Linked DNA regions of Mus musculus: regions 2, 3 and 4 are each linked to region 1. A link is a loop called in an ENCODE intact Hi-C map of the cell type or tissue named here. Cell type or tissue: gastrocnemius. All regions are shown on one strand. Each heading gives the region's core, and the rest is flanking DNA. Links, peaks and the distances in the headings are about the cores only. Region 1 overlaps Wwox (WW domain-containing oxidoreductase). Region 2 overlaps Wwox (WW domain-containing oxidoreductase). Region 3 has its middle 66 kb from the start of Dynlrb2. Region 4 overlaps Wwox (WW domain-containing oxidoreductase).

What was found. A loop is a pair of places that touch in the nucleus more often than their neighbours do. Peaks named below come from ENCODE experiments on the same cell type or tissue, not always from the same donor. Only the 100,000 strongest peaks of a DNase experiment are listed, where the experiment ranks them.
Region 2: it touches region 1 in a loop (4-fold over the local background); 14 of 42 quality-filtered maps call a loop at or near these places.
Region 3: it touches region 1 in a loop (5-fold over the local background); 21 of 42 quality-filtered maps call a loop at or near these places.
Region 4: a loop joins it to region 1, with 3 times the contacts of the local background. A loop is called at or near these places in 11 of 42 quality-filtered maps.

What each region holds. Positions count from the first base shown.
Region 1 is chr8:114,448,649-114,456,044 of GRCm38, reverse strand. The region is part of intron 4 of Wwox (WW domain-containing oxidoreductase); the gene reads right to left. Among named protein-coding and RNA genes, the nearest start is that of Wwox, 13 kb to the right of the region's middle. In gastrocnemius, for the core only: a CTCF peak has its summit at 3,143 (motif pointing left); a DNase peak (open chromatin) is centred at 3,108; H3K4me3 peaks cover 350 bases; H3K27ac peaks cover 322 bases.
Region 2 is chr8:114,966,932-114,974,327 of GRCm38, reverse strand. All of the region lies in intron 8 of Wwox (WW domain-containing oxidoreductase), which reads right to left. Among named protein-coding and RNA genes, the nearest start is that of Gm39257, 9.4 kb to the right of the region's middle. In gastrocnemius, for the core only: a CTCF peak has its summit at 2,744 (motif pointing right); a DNase peak (open chromatin) is centred at 2,748; H3K27ac peaks cover 1,223 bases.
Region 3 is chr8:116,435,766-116,443,161 of GRCm38, reverse strand. No RefSeq gene overlaps it. Among named protein-coding and RNA genes, the nearest start is that of Dynlrb2, 66 kb to the left of the region's middle. In gastrocnemius, for the core only: a CTCF peak has its summit at 4,038 (motif pointing right); a DNase peak (open chromatin) is centred at 4,053.
Region 4 is chr8:114,767,300-114,774,695 of GRCm38, reverse strand. The region is part of intron 8 of Wwox (WW domain-containing oxidoreductase); the gene reads right to left. Among named protein-coding and RNA genes, the nearest start is that of Gm16118, 63 kb to the right of the region's middle. In gastrocnemius, for the core only: a CTCF peak has its summit at 3,128 (motif pointing left); a DNase peak (open chromatin) is centred at 3,113; H3K4me3 peaks cover 227 bases; H3K27ac peaks cover 342 bases.

The sequences.
Region 1 (7,396 bases), core at 1,583-4,082:
CAAACCCCATCGTGAGCCAGCCAGTGCTGAGCTGAGGGCCCCTCTCCCATTCCGTGCCCAGGATGTGAGTGTGCTAAGCAAAGCAAATAGCCTTGAAGCCTAGAGGACTTCACAGAAGCAAGAGGGGAAGTCAGGCCGGCTTCTCTCTCAATTGCCTCTTGATCACAGGATTGAATATGTACTTAGAGTAAGGGACACTTTGAGATAAATTAACTTCTAAGAGAAAGGGACATTTTGAAAATTAAATTATACTGCATGGAACGAGCAATCAATCAGCAATCAATATGTATCTGATAGCCATGCATACAAAATGAAAAGGCAATTCATAAAAGAATAAGTACAAATGGCCCGGCGTGAAGAACGGCTACATCTTGGGTATAATCGGAGGCATAAGGATTTAATTGACAGTTTTTTTTTCTTTTTCTTTATGCCCCTTCCCAAGATTGGCAGGGACACGGAGCAACAACTGGCAATCAGATTGGTACAACAATTTAGGGGTGCAGTGTCACAGATCAAGATATTAAGATTAGTGGGTAAATCCGTCGATTCAGCAATTCTCCTTGCACAAAATAAGGCTGCAGAATGTCACAGATGGGTACAAACATCTAATTGCAAAATGTCTGCCTCCATTCCGTGGCTATTAAAAAGCTGGAAGCTACCCAAATGTGCCACACTGGGGAGATAGCTGGAGCCATATAATGGAATAGTATGCAACCATTTAAGAGGTGGAATATTTAATGGTAAGGAAAGATACATTTCACAGCCCAGTAGAAGAAAAGAGGAAAGCCACTGCCTCGGATCACAGATGCTGAACACTGGCATATGCTTCCAACTGTAAGGATTTTGAATTGTTTTTTTTGTTTGTTTGTTTGTTTGTTTGTTTTCTGGTTTTTTTATCTCTATTTTCTACATTCCCCATAGACAATACATTTAATAAAATAAATTTAAAGTCACTTAAATGAGAGGACACAGAACACTAACTCCATGTAACACTTGGCTCCTGTCCCTCCCGACTCCATGAGCACCCCTCTCGCATGCTAACCTACGATGAAGAACCCCAAGCAAGCATCCGTGCCTTCACCCTTGATCCACCTGGGGCTTGGAAACTGCATCTGCCACAGCCTACCCTACAGCTCCACCCTCGGTCCCTAGACCATCGGGGTCAGTTCCATTCTAGACCTGGGTGCAGAGTGAGTGAGCTTGACGGGGTATGTGCCATTACTTCTGAGGTAAGGAAAGGGGTGGGCATAGCACATTGAGCCCCGGGCAGGAACTCACACATATTCTGTACCTGTCCAAGGACCTAGGCACACTTAGGGTACTGACCTCACCTCTCTGTTCTCCTACTCTGGCACCATTTTGATACAGCTGCAAGCACTGAGATGAGGATTTTAAAAGACAGCAGAGCCCTTCTATTTAAAATGCCTGTCTGTATGATATAATAACAATGCATAAACACTAATCTGGTATCATTGAGTGTAAAGATAAGAATGAGAGATGTGGTTTGAAGTTTCTTTATAACCACATGTGAATGCTGGCTAACTTTGTTTCTGTGAGATCGGTTCAAACAAAGAGCCTAGCTCTGCTCACCTTGCTAATCAACCTCTACACAGTGAAGGTGAAGCCCCAACTCAGTCTCCAGCCTCCACACAGTGAAGCTGAGGCCCCAGGCAGCCTCCAGCCTCCCCTCCCTCTCGCCTTTCTCCCCCACCTCCCATCGACATCTCTCATGCACACACAGCATCTAGATCTCCTTAGAATCTAGGAAGGAATCTTCCCCTTGACTCTAATGGCAGCTGGCTGAATACAGTATATAACAATATCCAAAGAGAAAGAGAAGTTAGACAGCCGGATAAACAAACACTGAGAGAGACAGAGCGGGCAGCGTGGCTCATGCCTTGCACATCATGCCTTACTCGTTCTGTACCCCAGAGTTCAGTTTGGCAAATCACTGTGGGGACTTCATTTGCTAAATCAAGGGAAATGATGACCTTCTTGGTAACCTATGGGTGTCTTACATTAAGAGACCCTTGAAAGAGGCCTCCGCGGCCCAAGTGCAATTTTGGAAAAAGTTGAGAATTCACACGGGGGTAAATGTGCATGGCTGAAAAGGCACAAGACAGGACAAGACTGCTTCACACCACCCAAGGGACAGCCAGGGGTCCCAGCTGCCAGCGCCGCCTTTATTATCAAGTCTGCAATAATTCCCAAAAGCCACCTAGTTTTAACAATTTATTTCTTAAATAATGAACACATCAGCGCTTGAGCGCACTGAACATCTTCACTCTGGTGCAACAGCTCTGCTCTGGAACAGGTTCACACCCGTGGCATTTTTAGGCTCACCCATGTTCAAAAGAAAGGGAGAAGTCACTGAGAAGGAACATAATACACGCAAGAGTATCTAACAGAGTTTTATCCTGTCTCCACTTAAAATCTGAAAATAGTTTATAAAGCCAAGCCTAAGGTCCTTTCTTCTGGGCCACAAACGACCTGCTCAAACTTTAATGGTAATACCCACCCCCCCAACTGTGCAGAGGACTGGTTGCCTGTTTCACAGTCTGGCTGTTATGACTTCTTATTTAAGGAACAGATACCAAATCCAAAAGGACACATTTGCTTCTAGTAACAGAATGCATAGCTCATAAACAATCTAATTAAAATACATTATATCACACTAGATAAGGCTGCTGGGCAAAAATAAATAAATAAATAAGGTCACTGAGGCATTCTAAATGAACCTTAAACACGGGCATTAATATTTAAATATTACAATCCCCACTTAGAAAAAGAAATCAGATAATTGATAGGCCAGCACACTCAAAACCGATAATGCCAAGAAACACTGTCCTTGTGTAATTTGGCGGAACAAGCTGCTCCCTGAACACAATGGACCTTTTTGTTAAATGGGCCTCTTCGTCTTTGGCATTTTATACAAACAAAACAAAAACGCAAAGCCAAGAAAGAGAAAGATGACACCGGTCCTAGTCTTCAGCCAGGGCTCTATCACTGAGCCGGACATGCCCTAGAAGATATGTTGGGGAAGGAAAGGGCACTGTTAACAAAAGGAAAAGCCAGGCTAGGCAGCCAGAGAAGAAAACTCCGAGTGCAACTATCTCGAAGGGCAACAGTGCCCTCTAGTGGGGAAACAGTATAAACTAGATAAACATGGCTGCTTTTAGGTTAATTACAGGAAACAGCAATGCTTGTGTTAGGACTCGTACTGTGCCATTCCATTACATAAAGGCAGGGAAGAATAGAATCACTTTAATTGGATTTTATGCGGGAACATTTCCAAGTTTGCATGTGACACACCACCACACCTTAATAAGAGAGAAATCAGATTTGTAAACATTTTCTTTAAATTAGGGGTTTGAGCCACTTTGTCATTGAAGCATAGCAACAGGAACTTCATTTACTAAGCTGACACTATAAAAAAGTGAAAACCAAACCCAAGTGCAAATACAGAATTAACTGGGGCCTCAGAGGACAGACCCCTCTGGAACTGTTCAGAGAGGCACCTGTGGACACGTATACATGAATGTAATCTGTTGGGGGCCTGTGACTCATACACACACACTCTATACCTACTCTGCTCCTACCCAGGGTTAGCCGACTGCACGGCAGCAATCACGATGGCATTTCTAATGGCACCCGGTCTGGGTATTAAGGGTACCACGTACTACGATATCTAAGAACGTTCACATGTGAAGTGGCTGTTTGACTCATAAAATAATCATTTTTAATTTTTGTGTAATGCCAGTCAAGGACTTTTCTCAATACTGTCATAAAAATCTCAAGTGTCCAGCCAGGTGTGGAGAAAGCTGAGGCAGGAGAACTTCCCTGAATTGAATCTACTCTAGGCTATGTAATGAGACTCTGTCTCAAAGAAAACAACTTCCAATAGTTTCTCCGAAGGAAATAATTTCAGATCACTTTAGCTTAAGAGAACCGTTGTTGCAGATATAGTTAATTAACTCCCTAGGGGTCTCTTGGATGATTTAGGGGCTTCCCCTCTGCTTAATGAGCACAGAGTTCCCAAAAGGAAGATAACCCAAGGCCCCATCAGCTCATCAATGGGAAAAGAATGTAATGGGGAATTCCAGGACCCCAAACACAAGGACGCGGGCTTTACTCAAAAAAGGGGGTTACGGGGTTAAGTTCAGGCAGCCCCCAGCCTGGCTCAGGATCCTCTACAGCTCCTTAGGAAAGGTCAGGGCTGCTACACGGTCTGGAAGGAAAGCAGCCCAGAAAGGAAAGGGTTTACTCTAGGCAGGAACCCATCACAGTAACAATGGACAAGTGAAAGTGTGGCACTAACTCCATGCTGGAGCATCACCACAGGGTCTAGGGACAGACCCTCTAAGCCTACACATGAAGACACTGTACGGAAAGGATCCCGCAGGGCTCCCAGCATGAAAAGCTCATGCCTCTGCTCTGCTTTAAAGAGAACCAAGTGAGGGATGACTGACACCTTCCGTGTGAACCTCTTTCATCTCTGGGAGTGTGAACCTGGTGTGCGTGTGTGTGTGTGTGTGTGTGTGTGTGTGTGTGTGTGTGTGTGTGTGTGTGTGTGTGTGTGTGTGAACCTCTACAATAAGGCCTGGGGTGGTGATTACAATACTCTAAGAGGAGAGCTAGTTTTGTTTTTGTTGCTCCTCTGGCTGTTTCAGGGGGAGACCATGTATGACGCTGCCCGACATTATAAAGGTCCAGAAGGGAAAAGACAGATCAGAAAGAACTTAAAATCAAATCTGAGCCACTCCAAGCTTCAGACTGAAAGAAGAGAGTTCTGTCCTTAGCACCAGACACCAGATTGTCTCATGTGCTCATAGCTGCTATCGGGTTTCCAACACAGTTTGCCAAAAGCCTGACTGTTCCTCCAGAAATACAATGACAATATACCGGTCTCGATGAAGCATCAGTTGTATGGAACTCAAATGCCCCTCTGACATAAAGATGGGCAGCTGCTGTCCCACTCAAGGGACATGTGCCTGCCTGTGTCAGAGAGTGCTGCCTGACCAGCAAGCCAGCCTGAAGGTTCAAGGCAAGCAGCTTCCACACAGCTCTGTGCACACAGCCAAATCTACTCTCGAACAGATGTAGCTTAGGAAATCCATGGGCCCCAGGGAAGTGGGAGACTCCCTAGTCTAAACGCTAGACTTTCCCTTTCCTGAGACTCCCGGGGACTTAGATGCAGTCATCTCCGTGTTGAAGCCGTTTCCTTCTTTTTTTACAGAATCAGAGCCAGCCCGTGTGTAACTCCAAAGAGCCACAACCTCCTGCCCCTCCTGCCCCTCCTGCCCCTGCTGCCCCTGCTGCCCCTCCTGCCCCTGCTGCCCCTCCTGCCCGGCTGTGCTGCACACAGGGCAGTGAGCTGCTCCATTGTCTACTGGTTAGCAGGCTCCGGCTCTTGATCTGCTAGCAGCGGCTCTGGATGAAAGGATGGCTCCCCTGGAGCCTGAGATGCTGTTCTCCACTGAGGTCCACAAGCTACAGCTTTCAATCTAAAAGTCTTCAGGTTCAGAAAGCTGGTTAAACAAAGGTCAAGAGGAGAAGAGTGTTAGTTCCTGAGGAGACAACATTCTAGTCTTGTAGCTCACTAAGACCACGGGTAGGGGCAGGCAAATACTGATGGGGCAACCCTTCCAGCTATTCATGATGTGCTCGGTGCACTCTTCCTGTAGCCTGGGTATCCCGTTATCCCAGCCTCAGCTAAATGGGCTGATCCGAGACGCTGAGGCAACCCTGCCTTGGGTTCAGCTGGATCACCCAGAGTAAATGCTGAGTGCAGGCCCCACAGTAAAGACTTTGAGAGCCACATGATCCCTACTGTAATTACTCGACTTCTGGTGATACCCTAAATGTGCATGGCTGTGTTCCAATAAAAAACACCTACAAAATCAAGGAGGTCAGATTATACCCGGGGGCTGTAGTTGATCCACATCCAATCCAGAAGGCTGAATTCAGTTGACAGAGGTAAAGCCAGCTCACAACTGTAGAGAGAAGGGCTGGGAACTGAGTGTGGCGGGACAGACCCATAATCCTGTCGTGAGAGGCATAAAGATCAGGAGTTGGAAGCCAGCCTGGGCTACATTGCTAACGCAAGGCAAGGACACACAGCAAGACACTGTGTCTAAAACCAATGTTTTTCACGCCCTCGTTGTACTTCTGCATTGCCTCTGAAACCTCCTACATTCCAGGACCATCCTGCCCTTCCTTCCTGCTTGGAACTGAGAATTTACTCAACTGCCTTAGTACTATCGAGTATAAACATTCAAAAGTTAGTTCTGCATTGCTTACGGACAGCGTGAGAGCGTCATCCACACAACAGTCTGCTCAGAGCTCACATCAAAGGGGGAGGCCCTGTGAGAACCCAGTGGGTCAGTCAGGGAGCACACACCTCCCTCCATATCTCCCACCTCCCACGTAGAGGGGAGTGTGGAAACGCCATTGCCCCAACAGCGCTCTTGGGCAGACAAGGTGTCTGTCCAGTCACAGGGGGACTGTGCTCAGCACTCATCCACTCAGCGTCACAGGCTGAAGACTCAACAGTCTCCCTGCTGCGGCCCTAAGAAAGGAATGCTGGAGGCCCTGGCAGGGCTCGCACAGAGGGCAACACTAGGAGCCTTGGGAGCAGATGCTCATTCCATCCTGCAGTGCACAGGCCCAACGAAGCAGTAATGGCAGCTTATAAGTGGGCAAGTTGCACGGCTCGAGAGAAGGAAGCCTGTTATCTAGAAGCCACAGACTACCTGGGCAAGGACACTTTCCAAGACTGCCTGGAAGGACAAAAGCCACACTGCAGAGTGTCTGATCCACTGTGGTACCTCACCTCCTCTGCCTGCTAGAGGAGGACACTGGGGACTCCAAAATCAGGAAGGAAAGAAAGGAAAAGAGAGGAAAGCTCATGAGAGAGGCCATAAGGGGGGGCACTGTGACAGATAGGCAGATGGACAGAAAACTGACAGAGGACAAGCAGAGGACAGACAGATGCAGTTCTACTCTTGAATATGAAGGTGCATATCCTATCCCAAAGCCATTCAGACGCTAATGTCAGATGTCAATGGACCAAAACAAAGTAAAGCCCCATCTCTTGAGGTGGCACAGGTGCCCGCCTCAGGGCTGTCACTGCAGCAGCCCGGAAAGCCACCGTGGTCACTGTGGTTAAACAGGGGCAATTAGGAGGGTTTCTGCAGAGGTGAGGACAAGGACACACTCTCCAGTTTTATGAAGAAATAAGATACGGTTACCAAGAGAAAACGATAGGCTCAGTGACCAGTGGGAACCTGCAGTACCCTTGGATCCAAAGTCACAATCTACTGCTGTCCAGGATCCCGTTACCAATCAATTTTGGTTTGAATCAGCCAGGTAATTGGAATGCATCCATGCACCGCAC
Region 2 (7,396 bases), core at 1,724-4,223, 520 kb before region 1:
AATGTGTTTCTGTCCTGATGTGTCCCAAGTTTGTCTGTGGTCTTTCCAATCCTTCTATTGTTGGAAGATTAATTTATTTACCCCCTCAGCGTCCTCTGAGGTGGTGCCTACTTGGGCACTACCTTGTGCCCCCTCCCCTATTTGAATGGACTGTTTTCTTCCTCTCTATTGCCCTGGGAAACCATAGCAAGTGACCCTGGTGTTCCAGTCCTCTGTACATGGCTCTGTCTGTGGTGCGGGACCATGAGTATCAGAGCCATGGGTGACGTCTGGTTTATCTTTGATATGGCAGTGACTGATGAATGAAGAGGTACACTTGCTGCATGGTTCTGTAAAGGGATTTGCGATATCCCTTCAGGGTGCCTCATGACCAAAGCGATGACATGGGCCAAGGGTTGCCTTTTGTGTAAACACCACACCCACATGTAGAGACACACATCCATAAGTCTCTCAAGGATCTGGCTAGAAAACTGCCACAAGATTATGATGATGTGGACTCCAAGAGCTGGCAGTTCCCAATCTCTACTGAATTAAGTCTCCTGCCTTTCATCTGAATGAGTCAGAAGAGCTTTGTCCAAGGAACCAAACATCACCAAGTGAGATAGTTGTCCAAAGAGTGGTGGTGGTAGTGTGTGCACTCTTTCTCTCTCCCTCTCCCTCGTCCCCTCTCTCTCGGTGTATGTGTGTGTGTGTGTGTGTGTGTGTGTAGCGATATATTTATAAGCAACCTGAACATTTAGCAAAGACCTCTCTTCATCCCTGTACTCGTGCAATTCTGTTTTCAAATTCCTTTAAAAACCCAGAAGGAAAAAAAAAAGTGTGTTAAATTCAAATTGCCGCTCTCCTGTAGAATTATGTGAAGAAGTATGCCAACAAAGGTTGAGGCCAGTAATTACGTGGCAGCCGAGCTCTTGTTCTTGATTCTCATGCAAAGCACTGCCTGATCCCAATTAGCACGGGCTTGTTTTTGCCTCTCTTGGTGTGCTGCCTCCTGCCCACCTTCCGGGGACTCCTCCCTGTGGGTTATTTGTTCAGACGCAGTTCCAGACACACCACTGTGATTTCCTTCTTAATAAACACGATCCAGTGAGGAACGGAAGACAATGAGAGGCACCTGCGCTGCTATTATAACTTCTCGTTCCCGCCCACCAGCAGAGTGGGGCTATGAATAAGTGAGAGCAGCCAGTCTAAGAATAGTAACAGCACTTTCCCATAAACACACAGTCATAAAACTTCTGCTCACACCAAGGAAGGACAGGCGTACCAGGCCGACACCATTGTTGGAAACTTGGTAGGAATGTCACTCTGAGGGCCAAATGTTTGCTGTCCATGACCCAGCCAGTGACTGAGGACAGTCCCCATTCCATGCTACAAAACAAAACAAACAACAACAACAACAACAACAAAACAGCCGAGCATTCCTGAAATTGTGGCAAGTCCTAGATAATGTCAGACGGGGGAGAGTCAGAGCAATGGTAGAGAAAAAGATAAACAAACAAACAAACAAAACCATAGGCTGTGGTGTCAGAAAACACAAATTTAGGTTTGTCTTAGTGTAAGAAATATGTATTAAAGTGGGGCAGTGGGGAGATGTCTTGGTCAATACATCTCCAGTGTCTGCTTTGCAAGTATGGGAACCTCAAGGTGGACTTGCAGAACCCACAAAAAGACCTGGGTGCAGCAGCATGCTCCTGTGATTCCAGCATGGCAGAGGCAGAGAATGGAGGGTCAGGGGACAGGGAGGGTATGCTGCTGTTCAGCCTGTCTGCATGGATACTGTGAGAGATGCTAGCTATGGCCACAGTGATTTAGCCCGACTGCATGGATACTGTGAGAGATGCTAGCTATGGCCACAGTTATAGTTACTAGGTTTTTACAGAGATGTTATCCACAAGGCGGGAGCCTAGAGATGAGGACCACACTGGCCAGGTGATGGAGAGGAGAGCAGATCTAGGGAGAACACACATGCACACTGTTAGTCTCATGGGGGAAATTGAGTCCTGTCTCTGTTTCGCTGTTTCTTGAGGGCCTTGCGGGGTGGGAACATACATTCAACAAATCATTTGCCGTTGGCATCATTAGAAGGGTCCTTCTGAGTGTCTTTACATGCGTGCCTACCATCGTTATTTCTAAGACGGTTTGTCACCCGGAGCAGAACAGGAACCGCTTTGGCCTTGCTGGCTCTGAGGTCTTTTATTAAGTTGGATCGCTGCCTAGCTTTCTAGTGTGGTGTCTCTGTTTCTGTCCGTGTTACTGCCCCTCTCGCCAATCCACTCTTTGGGGGACCCATTCTTTGGGGGAAAAGGAGCAAATTTTAGAAGCTTCTCTAGAAGGAAGGCTTCCCACATCAGCATGCTAACTCTCAGGCGTCCTCTAAGCCCCCACTCACATCCACTAGGTTGCGGCTGCCTCCTCTTCAAGCGTGCCGTGTAGGCTCTGGCCGGAGGGCCTTTGCACTCGATGGCTGCTTCTTCTGGGTGAATGCTCTGCCAGTGACATTACTCCCTTCAGGCCTGCATTCAAATGCTGCCTTTCCTGAGAGCCCTGTCTTGAATACTCCCGGTCAAAAATGACACACCTGAGCCTTCTCATTTTCTTCACTCAGCTTATTTCCCCCACGGTATTTATTGAACATCTGTCCCAGCTGTCAACAGATGACCTGTCTTTGTCGTACCCAGCTGCCTTGGCCCTGCTTAGGACCAAGAACTGGTTCCCCTGTGCCGGCTGGCACCACGACAAACTTAGCCAGTAGAGGGCACTAGAGGGACACTGGAGGCCTCAGGCTCTGGTGTGAGGTTCTCTGGAGGCATCTCCCTGTGGGCAACTCAATCCTGTCCCCTAAACAGGAAACGTCCTAGCGTACTCCTCCTCCTGGGAGACTCCAAGTGACTTTCATGGATGGGCATCTCCAGTGTTATCCTGACCTGGGACTAGAGAGCGGCTTCCCAGAGAGTCTGACCTTCATGGAGTCACCAGCCACCCAGTGGCTTTTCTCCAGCCTTACCCCTAGAGACCCTTGCAGGATGTCCTTCTAGCTTGGGCACACTGTCTCAGCACTCCCAGTGGCAGACTCCTGGACTTGGAAAGAGTTCTCTGCCCCTTGATAATTCACACCCTACTGTAGGTAGTAATGTTTAACTTGGAACTTTTTTTCTGTCAAAAGAAGTGTGACGTTCCAGGCCCCCATCTGGTTCCTGGCTGACATGGTAAATGATCTATTGGGAACGAATACATAAACATAGAAGAGGACTTCAGTTGAGGAGGATTGTATCTGTTAATTACCCATTTCATATAACAGTCTCACAGAATGCAAAACCTTGTTTCGTTTACTTACTATGCCACCAAAGGCTAGGATGCACACTCACTGTTATGAGCACTGAACAGTTGTTTGGAGGTTGGAAGGAAGTAGCAAAGTAAGAAAGAGAAGCAGGGGTAGGGGAAGGGAAACAGAAAAAGAGCAGAGCATGGATGGATGGATGGATAGATGGATGGATAGATGGATGGAAGGATGGATGGATGGATGGATGGATGGATGGATGGATAGATGGATGGATAGATGGATGGAAGGATGGATGGATGGATGGATGGATGGATGGATGGATAGATGGATGGATGGGTGGATGGATGGATGGATGGATGGATGGATGGATGAAAGGATGGATGGATGGATGGATGGATGGAAGGACAGAGCATTTGGGTGAATGAACAGATGAATGAGCAACTGAAGGAATTGATGGATAGATTGGTGGGCAGACTGTAGGATGGATGACTGGGTAGATGGATGGATAGATGGACAGGTGAACCAATGGATGAGTTGCTGGCTTTCTGGATGGATGAATGGATGGATGGATGGATGGATGGATGGGTAGGTGGGTAGATGGACGGGTGGATGGGTAGTTGGGTGGATGGATGGGTGGATGGGTAGGTGGGTATGGGTAGGTAGATGGATGGATGGATGGATGGATGGATGGATGGATGGGTGGCCTTCCCCTAAACTCTCAGTTGTCAGTAGATGGTCTGAAAGAACACCTGGTATGGTTCAGATGATTTCCATTTAAACTTTCCATCCTACTACCAACTGATTAGAATATCAAAACACCTCGCCATCAAATGCCAGAGCCCGAGGACCACGCCTAGTCTTGTGACCCTCTTAGAGGAGCATAATCAAGCCGAATCGAGCAGAGGCTGGAAGAGGAGAGCATCGTCATGCCAACGCCAGACCTTTGCGGGGCTTGTTTCAATTCTGATGGTCAACATGAGTGAGTGGAAACCTGCCCTGCCTGCTCTTTGGTATAGCAGCCATCTTTTGTTAGCATGCAGGGGTAGTGAGTCCTGGCCTCCTCTCTCTTTGACTAGACAGTCCTGTCTATGTTGCCACCTAATCTCTGGTGAGAATATTCATTTTCTCGCTCCACAGAGAGATGGACTCGTAGGCTCCGAACTGAGCGTTTCATTGCACCATAAAACATACTGGCTAATTAAAATTCTTCACAATTAGAGCAACAAACTACATTCTAAGCGACTGAGCCCATTTTGTCACCTCTGGAAACTATAGGGAAAACCTGTGTGGAGATTAGTAAGCTCTGAAGGGCTTATTTAGTTATTTTTGGCCCTCAGATCTCCTTTGGCTGGCTTGGGGTTTCATTCTCCTTCGCCTTCCTTTTTTTTTTTTTTTTTTTTTTTTTCCTACTGAGGCCCTGTTCTTTTAGACTCATGCTGTTGTCTGTTTATAAAAATAAACCAAAAAGAAAGCTAGAAAATCCCAAAGCCACAGATTACAATTACCTAGTAAAACACATAATAAGAATATAATACAGCTAATGAAAGAGCATCAGGGTGTGTAATACCAGCCTCCCAGATGTAAATAACGACTGTCTGTTTCAATTACTGTTTTCTTTTTACCTCAAATTCTAAAGAGCAGCGGAGGAAATTAGTGCCCTTGAAACTCGAGTTGCTGGAACGTAGCCACAAGCCAAGGGAAAGTGGGGAAGAGACAAGGCATCGGAGTGTTAGACCTGGATGGTGCTTTCTTCAAAGAAGATGAAGACATGAGGGAACAACAACAAAAATCACATGAAAAGATGCTTGACACCATTAATGGTTAGGGAAATAGAAAACAAAGTCACAGTAAGATGTCACTGTTTTAAACTAAGAAGGCAGGGGCTGGAGAGATGGCTCAGCAGTGAAGAGTTCAGACTGCTCCTACAGAAGACCCAAATTTGGTTCCCAGCACTCATAGCTGCTACTTGCTTTAGGGGGAGTCCGGCGCCCTCTGGCGCCCTCTACTGGATTCTGACAGCACCTGCACTCATATGTGCACATAACCACACACACAGACACATACCCATAATTAAGAACAAATCTTTTTAAATAAAACTAAAACCTAAGGGCAAATAAAAAAAGAAAGAAAGAAAGAAAGAAAGGAAAAGGGAAGACAACTGCTATTGGCTAATGGTTACGATAAAGTTGACTCTCACAGGCTGCCAGCGTGAATGTAAGAGCACAGTCTTGACAAGTGTTAAAAGGTTGAATGTGGAGCCATTCTAAGGCCCAGCCATTTCGCTCCTAGATAAATTTTCAAAGGGACTGAGGGCGATATTTAAACAGATAGTTGTATAAAGGAGTTCCTAAGAGCTCTGCCCACCCTAGCCCAAAGTGTCCAAGCATCTTCAATAAACTAAACTGGCTTTTGTATAATGGAATATTACCGTTAAAAAAATATGAAGGAACTTGAGCCTGTCTCCCACAAGGCTATGGGTATATCAGGGATAATGGGGAGGAAAGACTGTAACAATCAGAAGTCATGGAGGACTGCTGCTAAATACTGTCTCCTAGAAATGACAGGGTCGTCGCATCCACAAACTCTCAGCAGCTATGGCTGCCAACATAAGACTTGCACAGGATCAAGCTAGCCAACATTCTAACAGGGGGAGGGAAGAGACTCACAAGTGGGGGGTAGAAGGGAGATATGATCTAAACATACTGTACTCATGTATGAAACTACCAAAAGACAAAGCAATGTTAGAAAGGGAATCTTGCCATGTGTTACAACAGGGACAGATCTGGAAGGCATGTGCTGAGTGAAGCAAGCCAGCCTAGAGCGTACTGTCAGACTCCAATTGTATGAGAGTCCTAGAAGGGGAAGCTTCACTGAAGAACAAAGTGGAGCATGGGTTATCATGGGGACCAAGAAGGATGTTACTCATATTTAATACATACACAGTTTGTGCTGGAGAAAATGGAAGGATACTAGCTATGCAATAGACACCCTCCCTCATCTACAGAGGAACATTCCAAGAAACGCAATGGGTGCCCGGAACTGCAGAGAGCACGGCCCTGTGTAATCACCATCACACCATGGTCATTCAAGGTGTCTAAGCAGGACAGCGTGAGATTTTTATCATTTTACAGAAGGAAGTGTGCTTTCAGAACTTATAAACTGCTTAGTTCCAGAATTTTCTACATAGTAGTTTCAGGGCATGGTATACTGTTAAGTACCTGAAAACATAGAAAGCAGACGAAAATGAGGACGGGTTCCTAAGGACCATGGGGATGAGATGAGGATGAGGACAGGTTCCTAAGGACCATGGGGTTGCAAGTAAACGTGACAGCACTGAATGAGCACCTTCACATATAGTTAATAAATAGAACATACAGTTGAGAAATAGTATGTTTTGACATAACACAAAGAAGGAGAGAGAGAGCGAAAGGAAAGAAAGAAAGAAAGAAAGAAAGAAAGAAAGAAAGAAAGAAAGAAAGGAAGGAAAGAAAGGAAAGAAAGGAAAGAAAGAAAGAAAGGAAGGAAGGAAGGAAGGAAGGAAGGAAGGAAAGAAAGAAAGAAAGAAAGAAAGAAAGAAAGAAAGAAAGAAAGGAAGGAAGAAAGAAAGGAAAGAAAGAGAGAGAGAGAGAAAGAAAGAGAGAAAGAAAGAAAGAAAGAAAGAAAGAAAGAAAGAAAGAAAGAAAGAAAGAAAGAAAGAAAGGAAGGAAGGAAGGAAGGAAGGAAGGAAGAGCGAGCCACCATGCAACCTGAGTATTAAATCCACAGGACAAACTAACAGGCCATTGCTAAGAGACTATTTCCTCTTATGTTACAAAAAAAAAAAAAAAAAAAAAAGACTGTAACAAACTTGATAAACTGAATTCTTCACTTTATAGCTCGCTCACGTGGCCAATGAACGTTTTCTAAGGTTGGCAAATACCCGGAGGGATGAAGGACAGCACTTTCTTTCAGTCCTGGGAGGTTTAAATTTATTGAATAGAGAGGCATCTCCCCTTAGCCATGAGCTCTTCTTAGCTAAGATGACCAAAAGGTGCCTCTTGCTGGACTGGAGGGACCTCTCTCTCCATGAAACAACTCTTCCTGACAGGAACACTGAGATGTTTAATAATATGCAGA
Region 3 (7,396 bases), core at 2,865-5,364, 2.0 Mb before region 1:
CTGGCAACAGATGGAAGCACTTTGGGGTGTCATAGTTGAGAAGTATAAACTACTAACGTCTAGCAGGTCAAGACCAAGGGTGCCTGAAATGTTCTTGAGTGCCTTAACAGTGTCTGGCCCAGAGGAAGCTCCACTGGAGGGTACAGAACTGCCTTTAAGGGAGAGGTGTTTCTGTATATTGTGTTCTCATCTATATCTGAGAGACTGTGAAGCCTGCATCAGGGAGGTTAGCAGAATAGTAAGTGATCATTGCAACAGAGACAGGGGCAAGCTTTTATACGATTTCATTGACATAGGGAAGTATGCTGTGTTAGGGGTGGGCTGGGCTAACTAAAGGACAGTTGCTGGGACTCCTACAGGATGGGACGGTCCTTGGCCCTCATTCTCAGTGAGCTGTGCGTCTGTCCCCGGGCAGGAGGCTGAGGAACAGCTCCCACAGGGGAAACTTTCAGAGGCCACTGTTCACATCTGTGTTAGGAGAATGGTGTGGCTGGACAGGGTGGTTCCCCAGACGCGGAGACTCCCCTTGGTCATTCTTGGTTATTGCATGACTTGCCACACGCCTTTGAGTTTCCAGCACCATCTCCCCTTCCCTGTCTCAGGAGTAGAAATGGACTCACCCCACTCCTGGTCTCAGATAGAAGGACCCATCTATCTGTGTCTGCTCCCCTGTCCTTATCTAGATGTTTTTGTCATTGTCACTGGACTTCATTCTGGATTGAACTCCCTTGGTGATAGCAACCTGACAAATGAAGCCCTCCCCCAAGCCATGCCTCACCCTTTAACTTCTGTCTCCCACCACTTATGGGCAGGTCTGGCTATCTCATGGCAGGAATCTGTTGAAATCCCAACCAGTTTTCTTCCATCCTCTTCCCTCTCTTGTGTCTCTCCCTCTCTCCCCTCTCCCTCCCTCCCTCTTCTTGCTCCCCTTCTCCCTCTTTACTTCCTTTTTAACTCCGTCCCTCTTTCTTCTTCCCTTTGTCCCTCTCGACTCCCTCTGTCCCTCTGTCTCTCTCCCTCTCTTCCCTCCTCCATATCCTCCTTCCTCCAACTTTCCTTCCATCTCTCCCTCTTTCCTTCCTCCTTCCCTCTCTCCTTCTCCCTCCCTCCCTCTCTCTTTCCACCCTTCCTTTCTCCCTCTTTACTTCCTCCCTCCCTCTCTCCTTTTCCCCTGTCCCTCTGTCTCTCCTCCCTCCCTCTACCTCTCCCTCTCTCCTCTCTCTTCCCTATCCTTCTTCCTCCATCTTTCCTCCTTCCCTCTCTCCCTCTCTCTCCTTCCCTCCTCCTCTCCTCTTCCTCCTTAACTCCCTTCCTCTCTCCCTCTCTCTTTCCTCCCTCTCTCTTTCCTCCCTCTCTCTTTCCCTCTCTCCTCCCTTCCTTCCTCTGTCCATTTCTCTCTCTCCCTCTCTCCTCCCTCCTCCATCTCTTCTTTCCTCCATCCTCCTTCCTTTTCACAGTTCTGGGGGCTGAACCCAAGGCTCCTCTAATTCTTTCTCTGTCTGCCCTATATAGTTCTATTCCTTCTCTGCCACTTTCTGACTGAACTAAGTTCTCCATGCCACAGTGGACAGCTGTGTGCAGGGTTCTGTCACCCCGGCAGCCTCTGCTTTATTAACTACTGAACCAAAGTCAGAGTTCTCTAGCCTCAGCCCTCACAGGGCAGTCATAGCTACCCTAAGGGATCATGAACTCCAGAGTTCTGTGGACTGTGAAGTGCTTGGCCAGGTAAAGCTTCGCCACGTTGACACCAGCTGTCACCTCTGCTTTCAGAAGTCCTCCTCACGAATCCTTCATGCTGCAGGAAGGAGGCAACCACTCTCAGATATGGAAGAAAGCCGACCCCAGCATGCATCACTTTGATGTATAGAGGCTGTTTTGATTGGCCAGCTCTACCTGGACAGAAATCCTGGGTGTGCAGAAGAAGCTTTTCAGTCATGTCTCCTTTGGTGTCTGACAGCACCAAGCGGCAGAGTAGGCAGGTAAGGGCAGCCACTCTCTAATATTATAGTCCCTGTGTCTGCTTGTGGCATGAGACTCCACAGCCTTTGACAGTGGCTTCTGTTAGTGCTCAGCCTGAGATCTGAGGCACTTGGCCCTGAAGACTTGACAGGTCTCCAGAGCCTTCTGATGATGAGGGCTTGCGGGTCTTTCTTTCTGGCTCCTCACTGACTAACCCCTGCTCTGTTCTCTCCTGGTCCGTTTGTGCATTCCTTCCCTCTCTCCTGGCAACTCTCACACTGCCCAACAGTTTCTTCAGTTGTTACTGCCTGCTCTGGAAGGGCTCAGGCAACCCACCTCTGTCTGACTAGCACACACAGGGGGCCATCCAGGATCTGGGCACTGGCTACCCCCTGGGCCCCTCAGCTGCAAGTATCACATCCTATAAAAACAGGACCCTGGCAGGTATATGGCACTCCCTGGTAGGATCAGTGATAGTCAGTATGGCATGGTGCATTCAAGCCCATCTTCCATAGTGTGTGTGTGTGTGTGTATGTGTGTGTGTGCGCACACTCTAGACCATACCTAAAACTAATTAGCTTCCAAAATGCATCACGCTAATGACGTCACCCTAAGGTTTAGCCAGGGCTCCATGATACGATTAGCAACGATTAGCAATAGCTCTTCCAGGTTGGTTACCTCGTGTGAGTGCAGGTGTCTTCAGAGGCCAGAGACATGAGATCCCCCCTGGAACTGGAGTTATGGATGATTGTGAACCATGCAAAGTGGGTGCTGGGAACTGAATTTGCATCCTCTACAAGAACGGTATGTATTCCCAACCTGTGAGACAGCTTTCCAGTCTAAAGTACATGTGTTGTAAGAGGCATGCCATGTGTGTCCAGTGCAAATGGACCATCTTATAAAAAAAGCAGACTGGAGGCATCATTCAGAGCGTGAGGCTGGGGTAGGCAGCCTTCTGCACCTGGCTCCAGGCCTTCTGTGTGGAAGGGACCCAGCCCAGGGTAGGTGCATTCGTTTCTGGGGACTCAGCTTGGTCATCTGCAAGGTGCAGACAATAACATTTTATTTCCCTTTATTTCTATAGGGGATTGCCGCGAGGGCTCATCTGAAGTGATCATTCAGCGATCTATTATTACTGTGTTAATTAGTTAATTACTAACTGTTCATTAATGCATGCATAATGACAGGCAAATATCAGCTGCTTTTGTTCATTTTTTAAAAATGATTTTTAGTTAGCAAGCAAGATGATGAATTTTGTCATGATAGTTTCTCTGAGTGAATGCATGGGTATACAAGTGTTCGAGTACACATAAATGTATGTGCATGTATGTGTGTGTATGTGCACGTATGTGCATGTATGTGCATGTACAAGTGGAGGCCAGAAGTCAGCCTTCAGAGTCATTCCTCAGGAGGCCAACCATCTTGGGGTTTGAGCTAGTCTCTCTAACTTGTCCTGGAACTGCTCGATGCAGCTTGGCTGACAGCTAGTGAGCCCCGGGAATCTCCACATCCCCAGTGCTAGGATTATAAGCATGTGCCACCATGTTCGAGCTCTGGGCTTTGAACTCAGGTCCTCATGCTCATGTGGCAAGCACTTTGCTGACTGAGCCATCTCTCCAGCCCAAGGGTAAGGCCTTCCTACACTGTGTCTACCCACTCACCTACCATTATCCTCTCTTGATCTCTTATTTGGCTTTTGCTGTTACCAACAACAACACAGCAGAAGGTTTTCTTTTCCCTTCTCTGGGTCTTGAAATCTCCATTGTGTTCCCATGGACACCAAAAGGACCTTCAGTGTGAATTCAAGGGCAGGCGCATCATGCAAAGTAAGCAATGCTCTGCCCTTTCCAGGATGACCCACACTTAGGACGACCTTATTCTCAGTGCTACGTTGCTGTCCACCAGCTGCAGACCAGGCAGGAGGGAACAGGGAAAGTCTTTCCCTCCCCTTTGGCCCTTTCCATATAGCGTTCAGCCCACCTTCCTTTCCTAAGCTCTTTAAACTTCTTTTGGCTAAGTTAACTTTGTGCCCCCAGGAGACAATGGGCCAGGAGAGTGGCGTATCTCTCCTGGGGCCACCAGGTGGCGATGTTTCCTTTGTCATGATCCAACATGTACCAACTCTTCCTGGTTTCAGCGTCCAGCATCCTTCTGTCAGGCAGCTTTCTCTACTCAGGCAGAGGGCTTTGGCAGTTCACAGAGTCCCCATCTTTAGGATGTGAGTGGAATATCACCAGTTTCTCTGCAGTCGTCCAACACCCGTGTAGACATAGAGAATGCATCGAGAATTGGCCCAGGGAAAGGGTCTCTTGTCACTTCTAGATGAACAAGCTGTCATTTGCTGGTAGTGCCAGGGTGATTTTGGAGAGTGATGTCCCTGTGTCCACGCAGGACTCTAACAACTAGGGTGTGAGATCCACCTGGCTTCCATGTCTCTCATCTTGCTTCCTTATCTAAAGTCCCCTGGAGTGAATAGAATAGAATTTAGAATAGAACTGCACACCCCCTCCCCGTGGTATATGTGATATGGAGAATTTGAGGGATGCCTTTGAGTTTGACAGAACCATTTTCAGTTGTTGGTGAGCTTGACTTAGGGACCTGGGATCCTGGAAAACCCAACAGCCTCCAAAGCCACCCTGAACCAGTGACTTCAGGTTCTTGTCTTGCGAGTTATAAGAAATTCATAGATCATGGAAGGTGAGTTTTAGAGAAAAGTTTACTATGTATTTCATAAGAGAACAGAAGAGAGAGGAAGCATGAGCTTGTGTGTATGTGTGTGTGTGTGTGTGTGTGTGTGTGTGTGTGTGAGAGAGAGAGAGAGAGAGAGAGAGAGAGAGAGAGCCCACAGTGTCTATACAGCAGGATTGTGTCTCTGGGGATGGAATGCCATGGAGGTGCTCAGCCAGAACTTGGACAGGGCATGATGGTGGATAAACTCAGTTCAGCCGGCCCAACTGAGGAATGTCCAGCTAGGTGACCTGAGTTTTAGTGATGTCAGCAGATACAGCTTCCAGGTAAGAGAGAGAGATGACAGGGAACCCGAAGCCCAAATTCTTTTCCTGATGTTCCTGGTCTCCAGAAAAGACCTTCTCAGGGCCATGGTTCTGGAGCCCTGCCCTCCTGACCTGTTCCTAGCCCTTGCTTCCATCAGTATTTAAGGCACAAAGAGAACTGGCAGAAATGCAATGAGCAAAGCCACCTGGTTCAGTACCAAAAAAATGATGTTGGTAGCATCCAAACGCAACCTCCCCTAAAGGCACGTTTTCCTAAAACTCAGCCTAATATTGAACAAGAGCAACATCATTCCTCAGTAACAACCCATGTCTCAGTGCCTTCTTGGGAGACCAGGCTATTCTCTTCCTGAGCTAGCCTTTTCTTCTCTCTCCCACTGCCTAGACCCCTAGACATATCTGCTCAGATGTTACCTGCCATTCATCAGAAAGTCAGCAAGGGAATCAACAAGGCATCAGTATGGTGGGCTTGATACCTGGCACTGCCATTTATTTGCTGTGTAATCTGGATGGTTATTTAATCGTTCAGGCCCCAACTTGCCTCATCTATAAAATGGGAACACCCAATGTATACATTGATTTGCTATGATATATAAATGAGATATTGTATGTTAGGTACCTGAATCAATGTCTGATGTAATCAAAGGGGAACCTTCATTACAAGAGAGAACAAGGGACTAAGCAGCTAGCCTTGAAGAAGGAAGAGAGTAGAGATCTGAATGGTACCCTTGAACTGGGTATGAGAATAGTAGAGATAGGTATCATTCAGAGTATAGCAACGATGATGAACTTGGTGAGGACACAAGACCCCAGTGGTGATGCTGGGCTGCTAATTCTTCAGTGTGACCCTACAATGGAAAGACGTGCTAGTCTCAAGGTGTGGATGGGTGTGCAGTACTAACAGGTGTGTGTCTTTCTCTCTGCTTTCCCCCACCACACTCTTCAGTCTGGACAACTCTAACAAATCATTACTCACCACGGTCCAGGCAGGATCTTCTTGTCTTTCTCCCAGGCTCTTGCCTCTACTTAGTAATTTCTCTTGTTCCTCAGGGAGGCCTTGCTTATTCTCCGAGGCCCTTTTCCTCTGAGGCTTTCCAAAGCCCTCACAGCCCATCGCTGCTGCTTTGTCTGACCTTTGTATGGCCTGAAGTGTGACTAGCTTTTCAAAAACATGTTTTCAAACTCACGGAGACCTACCTGCTTCTGTGTTCCTCTCTCTCCAAATGCCAAGGCTAAAGGTGTGTGCTGCCAGACCTGGTGTGTATCACACCCCAGTTTTCTTAGTTTCTTTACCTTAGTCCTGGCCCCACGGCACAGAAGGGTTTGCAGAATTCATTCGTCTGATGTACTAGTGATTTTTCTCACTGCCATGACCAAATATGCAACAAGGCTCAGTTTAACGATGGAGGGTACATTTTTGGCTCACAGTTTAAGGGGACCTGGTCTATAATGACAAGGAAGAGATGATGACAGGGGCTCACAGCTGTGGTGAAGTTGGAACCCTTCTCACCTTCAAATCTGGGCAAAACAGGAGAGGAGAGCGAATCTTACTTTCTGTTTTTCCCCCTTTGTTGATTCTGTGTCCTGAGTCTGTGGACAATGCCACCCACATTCAGGTGGGGCACACCCTCACAGATGTGCCCAGAGGTGTGTGTTTCCCAGGTGACTCTAGATCATGCCCAGTTGATGATGAAGACTATGGCAAGAGAAAAACAGTATCAGTAAGAACATTTTTTAAATAAAAATAATAAATGTACTTTCATGTGGAGAGACACCCCTATAATCCTAGCCCTTAGGAGGCAGAGGGAAAGAGGTCAGGAATTCAAGGACAGCCTGAGATATACAAGGCCCTCACCAGTAAATCTAGGCTAGGGTTCTTCCAAATGTCTCTGTTCATCTAACACTGGTCTTCAGAGCCACTTTTGGAAAGAGAGAACATCAACTGTAATCTATTTGGAATAGAGACTTTTAGAATTTCTGTCAACTGCATTTTTGCACATGTCTTCTTCTTTTTTTGTGCCCTTGATAAATTCTGATAAGAATACTGGCTACACTGTGTGTCTTGTACATATTTCTGTCTTGCCCATAGGCTACAAGCTATTAATGTGCTGCGGTTTCATCTTAGTGACCCTTTATCTCCAGGACCCAACGCTGATCCAGGCACAGAAAGGGTAGCTCCCCAGGAATCAGGGTGGACAAGAATATGAAGTTGGAAGCAGGAACCATCACAAGGAGGAGGTTTAATTGGAGTGTCACCTCCTCACTGGGGTGTGAAATCCTCAGAGGACAACTCTGCTCTCTGTAGGAAAAGGGCAAAGTTGGAGAGAGCAGTTGAGCGCAACGTTGAGTTAAGCGCAGGCACCGATCCCTGACAGGCCTGGCTCATCCAGGGAGAGAGGGCAGTACAGAGGGCACGGGAGGCACAT
Region 4 (7,396 bases), core at 1,650-4,149, 320 kb before region 1:
AGAACAGACAGGGCCCGAGTCTTACTGTAGAACAGGCCTCTGGTAAGTTATAATTAATCAGCTTCAACCTTCTAACAGGAGCCAGCTGGTGAACGTGACATTGCTGGAACTGGACAGGTGTGGCAGTGAGACACACGGTCCCTTGCCGGTCACAGGGTATTCCAGTAGGTGGGTAGGACTGGGGAGATTCTGAGCGCCCACCTCTGAGGACTGGACAGAGTAAAATAAAAAAAGAGTGAAAGATTCCCTTTCATTTTTTTCTTCTTCTCTTTCTCAGGTTAATATGAAATTTTAGGAGCACAGGAGCGAGACTTCCGGCTCGACAGAGCGGCTAAGTCACCGAGCCGACTTTTCTCTGAAGCAAAAGCGATGTACAATGTTGATGTGTGCCAAGAACTCACTTGGGCATGGGGCCAAGAGAATGCGGCCTGTCAGTCGTCCGTGGGGGAACGAGAGAGCAGGGAGTCCAAGCACATTTGGAGAGATGCCTTACAGTTCTGAGGCAGCCTTTTCACGTCCACAGAAGCCCTGCCCCCCCCCCCCCCACCCAAACTCGAAACCTCTTGTTTCTGGCTCTGGGAGGCAGCTGTTGGCGAAGACATACCTCTTTGGCAAACCAACGTCATCCTCAAGCAGACCCTGTGGTGTGAGGGGTCTGGAAGGGGCCAGGCCAAGGTGGTAAACCTTCCTACCAGATCATCTCTTGTCTCTTGCATTCAGCCAAGGCAATGTGCTCTGCAGAGCCAACCCTTGCCTGTCTCAGAATCATGACTTGCTTGTGACTAAGTAGAGGCTGAATCGGCACCCTGATCCCCCACACCCCCCCACACCCCCCAGAGCCCTGGAGTCCCCTCCACACCCCCCCCCCAGCCCTGGAGTCCCCTCCACCCGCTCTTTACAAAATCAGTTCATCTGGGTAATTTTTAAAGCGCAGCACGTGGGCCAGCTGGAATTGTTTGCCTCTTCCTGGCCAAATGTTTGGGGCGCCTTCCAGCCTTCAGTCTACATGCTGTGTGTGTGTGCTAGCAAGATCTGGAAGGCACGTCCAGGACTGGGAAGGAGGGTGTTGCTGACCGCAGGACCCGCCAACTTCCCTAGGCAGGAATGAGAAAGAAGCCTGCTCTTTTTAGGCAAGCCACTGTCAGGCAACACTGTCAGGCAGTGATTCTCTGGGCTTGGATATTAATGCTCACATTCACTGGCTTCTGAGCTAAACCCCCCATCCCAGATCCTTAAAAAGAGAAGATGATTTTCCAGGGAAAGGAGTGTGTGTGTGTGTGTGTGTGTGTGTGTGTGTGTGTGTGTGTGTGTGTGTATGTGTGTGTGTGTGTGTGTGTGTGAGCTTATTTATGCTGCTCTTATCCAGAACAGGGCTGATAGGAAAGTCACTGGACAAGGGTCTGCCTGGCAGGATGCTGCCTGCCTTCCTTCTAGAAAGCAGGCTACTTAGATAAGGTGCAGTAGTGGCAGAAGTCGCCTTGAACACTTGGCAAGTGTGTTCATTTAGAAGGAAATAATACAAAGAGAAGGGCAGAATATTCTGTCTGCCTCCTCCCTCCAGCCACGGGGAAGGTAGATAATTAGACTTCATTTACAATCCAGAGCTTTCAAAAATAAGACCTGTGTTGGTTATTTATTTATTTATTTTTAAAGATCTTTTAACTTTGAAGTTCTGGAGATTGGGGCGGGAAGCTGCCTTGTGTGAAATGTGCCTGGCCTATTGTACTTGGGGGAGTCGGAAAAAAAAAAAAAAAAAAAAAAAAAAAACGGGGACAATAATAGCCCTTCACGGAGGAGACGGGATTGTGTTCAACACACCATTTATCTCCTTTTGGACACAAAAGCATATGTGCAAATATGTCCATTTATACATTCTTCTTCTGGGGGCCTGTGACTCTTCCAAGTCATTATTCATATTAATTAATGTGTGTTTGGTTTATAAACTGCTGGGCTTAAGAACTCAAGTTGAAATGTTCTAGGAAAGTCAATACCCCAGCACTGCCTGTGACAGGGTAGGGGTGAGGGGTGGGGGTGGAGCTAATGGGCTGGATCCAGCCTTCCAATAGGGTGACAGGAGCTTTACACATCTGGGACAAGGCAAAAGGCCCTGTGAAGGGCCTTATATTTGCTGTCTGGAGACCGGCATCCATTCTTCCACCCTCCTGGATCCACAGAGAGCTTCTCAGGATAAACTGGGTCATAGTTCATAAATTCTGAGTGTCCAAGGAAGGGGGGAAAATGATAGTATTACTGAAACACAGTCCACACAATTCTGTTTTCTGGAATGGCCCAGCTCTCTGGGCCTGTTAAAGGCAGTTCATCAGCAAAGCACTTTGCATTAGAGCCAGGAAAGGGAGCTGGGTAAAGAGGCATGAAAAAAAAAATACCAGAAGATGTTTGTGAATACTTTCCAAAAATTCCAGGAAGACATATGCGTTTCAAGACATGGATCTCGCTAATAAACATTAGGTCATAAAATAATTCAGTGTACATGTGTGGGTTTTAGAGAACACTCTCTGAAAGAATTTTTCTGGAAAAAAATAAAAGCAACCTTGCTGTTCACTGTTTTAAAACTCCCTCCCCCCCCCCCCAAAGAGCTATTTCCAAATACAACCTAGAGATACATTTTATTTCAGTTTCCCACAGATGTGTCTCTCCACACCTGCTATTCTGGTTATTTATTAACCATGTCTAGTTTTGTAGTTTCTAGCTTTTACATCTTTAAAGTCATTAAAACTCAACAAGAGAATTAATCACAAAAGAAATCTATCAAATACCGGTGCCAAGCACTTTTTTCCCCTCCCTGACTGACATCTTTAAAATGTATTTTAAGGTTATTTATTTCATCACACCCAGGGAATAAAAAAATAATAACTTGCAAGCCTCCAAGTTCAGAGAAAGCATAAAAATGTGATTTACTATTTATTATACAGTTAGGCACATGCACATTATACATTGCATGTTAATCTCCAGCGAGCTAAGTTTAACAAACTTGACAACACTACCGCTTGCTAGTGCGGAGAAAGAGTTGACATCTGTTTGCGTCCAGATAGGATTCCTTCTGTGTATTTTCTGGTAAACGGATAGAAGACCGGCTGTTTAAATGGGCAGCCGAACCACAGTGCCCCCTGGTGGAGAAACAGTAAATGCGTGCACTTCTCACAAGATTTTAGAGACACCTAATTGTTACAGTGTGAAAAAAAGTTTCAAAGAAAGAAAAAAAAAAGCAGATAGGAAGAGTTCAGTCCATGCGTGTTTTAATAGATGGAGAGTAAAGAGTTGCATTAAATTCTTCAAAATCACCTTGATCAGACATGGTGTTTGACAACGAAGAATTAAACATGCATGTACCCAGAAGAGTTGGTATTTGGAGTCGAATTGAGAGTCGCATTTGCAGTCAAACAGAGAGTCGCAGAGTATATGTATTTTAAAACTAAATTTATCCCAGTGGATCATCGGGCAGATACACACAGGTGGACTTACTTTCTGAATGCACTATGAAAACGCAAGAGAGCAGATCCCAGATTTTACCAGGGACCAAAGGACTCCATCTTCCCATCATGCCCTTAGCAAGCGCCTCCGATAAGCAGCTTACAGGGAATTTCCTCGGGTCAGACATAAATAGACAGTCTCAGGTTCCCTTAATCCGGGCGCACATCGCTTGCAAGTTAGGCCTCATAAATCTCAAACCCAGTCGAAGCGCACGAAACGAAATGTTCTTAGAAGGCGCAGATACATTAAATGAGAGCTTCGGCACCATGGACTCATTAATCACGCAAACAATACTGACGGCCTCGCGCTGATCTTAAAGGAGCCCCTCCTTTTCTCTGGAAACACCCTCCCTTCACCTCTGGCCACCTTGGGAAGGAGAGAAGAAGTCGGGAATGGATGAGCGCCCCTCGCTCCTTCATTGACGGAGAAGCAACATCGGTAATGGTTCAAGGTCGCTCGCACCTCAGTTGTGGAGTGAAAAGAGCCACAGTTTCCAGCGTTGCTAATCACGTTTTGCTTCCGATGTAAAGTATTTCAAGATATCTGTCAGATGGAGATGATACTGACAAGGTGAAAGTTCACGGGGGCGGAGGTAAACATGCTCACCAGGTGATGAACGGACAAACAGGACATGGATGCATCCCTACCATCGAATAGCATTCAAAAATAAAATAAAACAAAACAAAATAAAATAAAATAAAATAAAATGGTATTAGTAGAAGCTGTTAACAAGAAAAATTTGAAATCAGGATACCAAGTGAATGAAAACACACAGAACACCATGGACACTATAACTCCATTTTTCCGAGGTGCCCACAGCAGGCAAGTCCTTACAGACAGGAAGGAAATTAACCACTGCCTAGGGCCGTGTGTGTGTGTGTGTGTGTGTGTGTGTGTGTGTGTGTGGTGTGATTGAGGTGTCTAAGGATGCAGGATGATTTTTAGAGCTAATTAGATGTTCTGAGGTTGTAGATGTACTAAAGCAACTGGATCACACACACCTTACATGGATGGCTTACATGGCAAAAGTGTTCTGTATCCATTCAGCTGGTAAGATAAAGGAGGCCATGGAAGGCTAGGGGCGGATGGCTCTGCAAAGTTCCAGGGCAAGTCACATTTCCCTGATTAAAGGAGGAGAACAAAAAAAAAATGAACTAACCAAATCACAAGAGTAAACAAATAAACACCAAGACGAAGCGGGGTGCAGTGCTGGTCTCTGGAGACCTGGGTTCAGCAGGGCCCTGGATTTACTTTTCCAAAGGGTTCTCACTCAGCTTTCCTTCTTTCAGATCGGCAGCTAGTGATGAAAATTCTGATTAAAGCGGGTTTCACCCTGACTGCTTTCCTCTCCTGCTCCCCAGCTCCCTGGAGATCCGGATGCAATTATCCTGGAGCATCGCTGCTCTATAAGAAGTCCCCAGGTGACTCTGATGTCCAGCTGAACCTGAGGACCACTGTTGGGGGGGGGGGGGTTGTGAGCCAGCCTAACACCTAGAATACGGTCAGAAGGCAAAGCTGGCTGAGATCAGCAGCCGGCTTCCTAGTTCTCAGAGAATATCTCCTCCTCATCCCTTTAGGTTACGCTGAAGGTATGGCCGAGTTTTCACTGGTTGTCTGTGGGCCACTGTGGAAGGCAGGATGTCGTCAGTGAAATTTACCAAAACCTGCAATGAAATTTACCAAAACCCCCATAGTGTTTCCACTGACAGAGATATCAGAACCAAGTGCCTGCCTTCTTACCACACACAGGTATCATTCCAAAAACACCTTTGATTTTGTTTTCAACTGTGTGTGTGTGTGTGTGTGTGTGTGTGTGTGTGTGTGTGTATACACGCACACACATACACATCCTTGTATATGTTCAAGGAAGTCATTCTTGTTCAGACCTAGAGTTTTATGTGAATTAAATGGGGTCTTCAACCAGTGCCATGTAGGAATCTCCTTTTCCTACTCCACATTACTGCTGCTGAGTAGCTGAGGATATTGTGTCCCCACCTTCACCCCAGCCAGGCCTCGAGTTCCCAGGGCTGGGTTTCAATCCAAGCTAACCATGTGCCCCACCCAGGAGTGGTACCTGCATTGCTTTACTGTGCCGAGAAAACCAAAACCCAAAACAACAACAACAACAACAAAAACAACAAAAAACCCCACAATGTCTTTTACTTTCTTTCCTTTCCCCCTCCTTCCTTTTGGAACATCTATGAGGCCAGAAAATATCGACCCCTCACAGGGCCCAGCACAACGCTGTTGTAACACTCTCTCTGGGTCTGTACCGATCAATGACAATTTTGGAAAACATTGCCTGAATAATTCATCACAGAAGAAAAAAAAAGTGCTTTTGGATGATATGATATTGGTGGGGCTTCCAGCACAAACATACATGTGTTCCTGGGCAGCCCGTCCAGCTGGAAGACAGCTCCAAGTCATTGGGATGGCACCCAAGTCATTGGGATGGAGCCCCCTGTTTTGTAAAACATTATGAGCCATGTACCCACTCCCAGGCATGGGAAGACATGCCCGGGCCTCAGCCAGGTGTTCCAGCAGCATGTGCCTGGCACATCTTGCCACTGTTTGGGCCATGAGGGAAGTGTTACTGTGGTTGACTCTATGTGGCCATATGCAGCCTTGCAACACTAACAAAAAAGACAGACAAAAAAAAAAAAAACAGATAGAAAGGAAAGAATAATTAAAAAACAAAACAAAACAAGGGACAATGGGGGGAAGATAGGGGGAAATGCTAGCTACGTTCTGCACAGAGGAAAACTGAACGACTCCGGGAAAATTCAATGTAATCTCAGCAGTGGAGATGGAGACTTAGAACCTGTGTCAAATGCTTTTGTTTCATTCTGGAGCCTCACACCCCACCCCCAACCCCCTGCAATGAGCAGCCTGGGCCTTGGGAGTGCTGCAGTGGTGGATATAAGTATTAACATCCCTGGGCTGGCAGAATTCTGCATCTCGCAGGTATGCTTGCTGGGATGCAGGCTCATACCCTAGCCTCATATTCCAAAGCCATCAGCACTACCAGGATCTGCTCTTGTCTTTTCTGTTTATAGTCAAGCTGCTCTGTTTATCTTTTCCTGTGCGCGGCAACCAAATTTCAATTGGCTTTTCTCTCAGCTCCCTTTTATTTTTTTTTTCCTTTTTGTAATTGATTTTTTTTAAGCCAAATGCGCCATGCATTTACTTATGATGTTATGCGTGCACGTATATAGTTTTATGTGTGCACCTCTCAATCCTGGTTAGACCAACCCACAAGAGCCTAAGCATAACACCAGGAGATAGACAGTGAGGAGGGGCCACAGCAGGAGGCCCACATTCTCAGCTTCTGAGACACAAAGGCCTTCCAGGGTGTGCTCTCTGGCCTGTTGGTGCTGAGTCCCAGGTTTGCTACAGGGGCTGCAGCAGAAAGACACATGAACTTGCAGGACTACTGCATCATGACCTCATAGCAGCTGTGGTGGCAGGTAGAAGACCTGCACAAGGTCCGGCCAATCAGCCTCCCTGCAGACATAGGGAAGGGGCTCAGGAGGCCATCCCCCTAGCTGAGATGCTTAGAGAAGGTAACGGCTGCTGAAGAAAGAGAGTTTTCTTGAGCATACGGCCTCTGGTAGGTTGCCCATACTCCAGTGGATGGGCCCACATCCACGCACACATGGATGGGTAAAACTGATTGGACTCAGTGGGTGGCGCACGCCTTTAATCTCAGCACTTGGGAGGCAGAGACAGGCGGATTTCTGAGTTCGAGGCCAGCCTGGTCTACAGAGTGAGTTCCAGGACAGCCAGGACTATACAGAGAAACCCTGTCTTGAAAAACCAAAATAAAAACAAAAACCCCAAAAAACAAAAACAAACAAACAAAAATAAAAAACAACCCCAAGAAGTTGGGAGGCATATGTGAGAG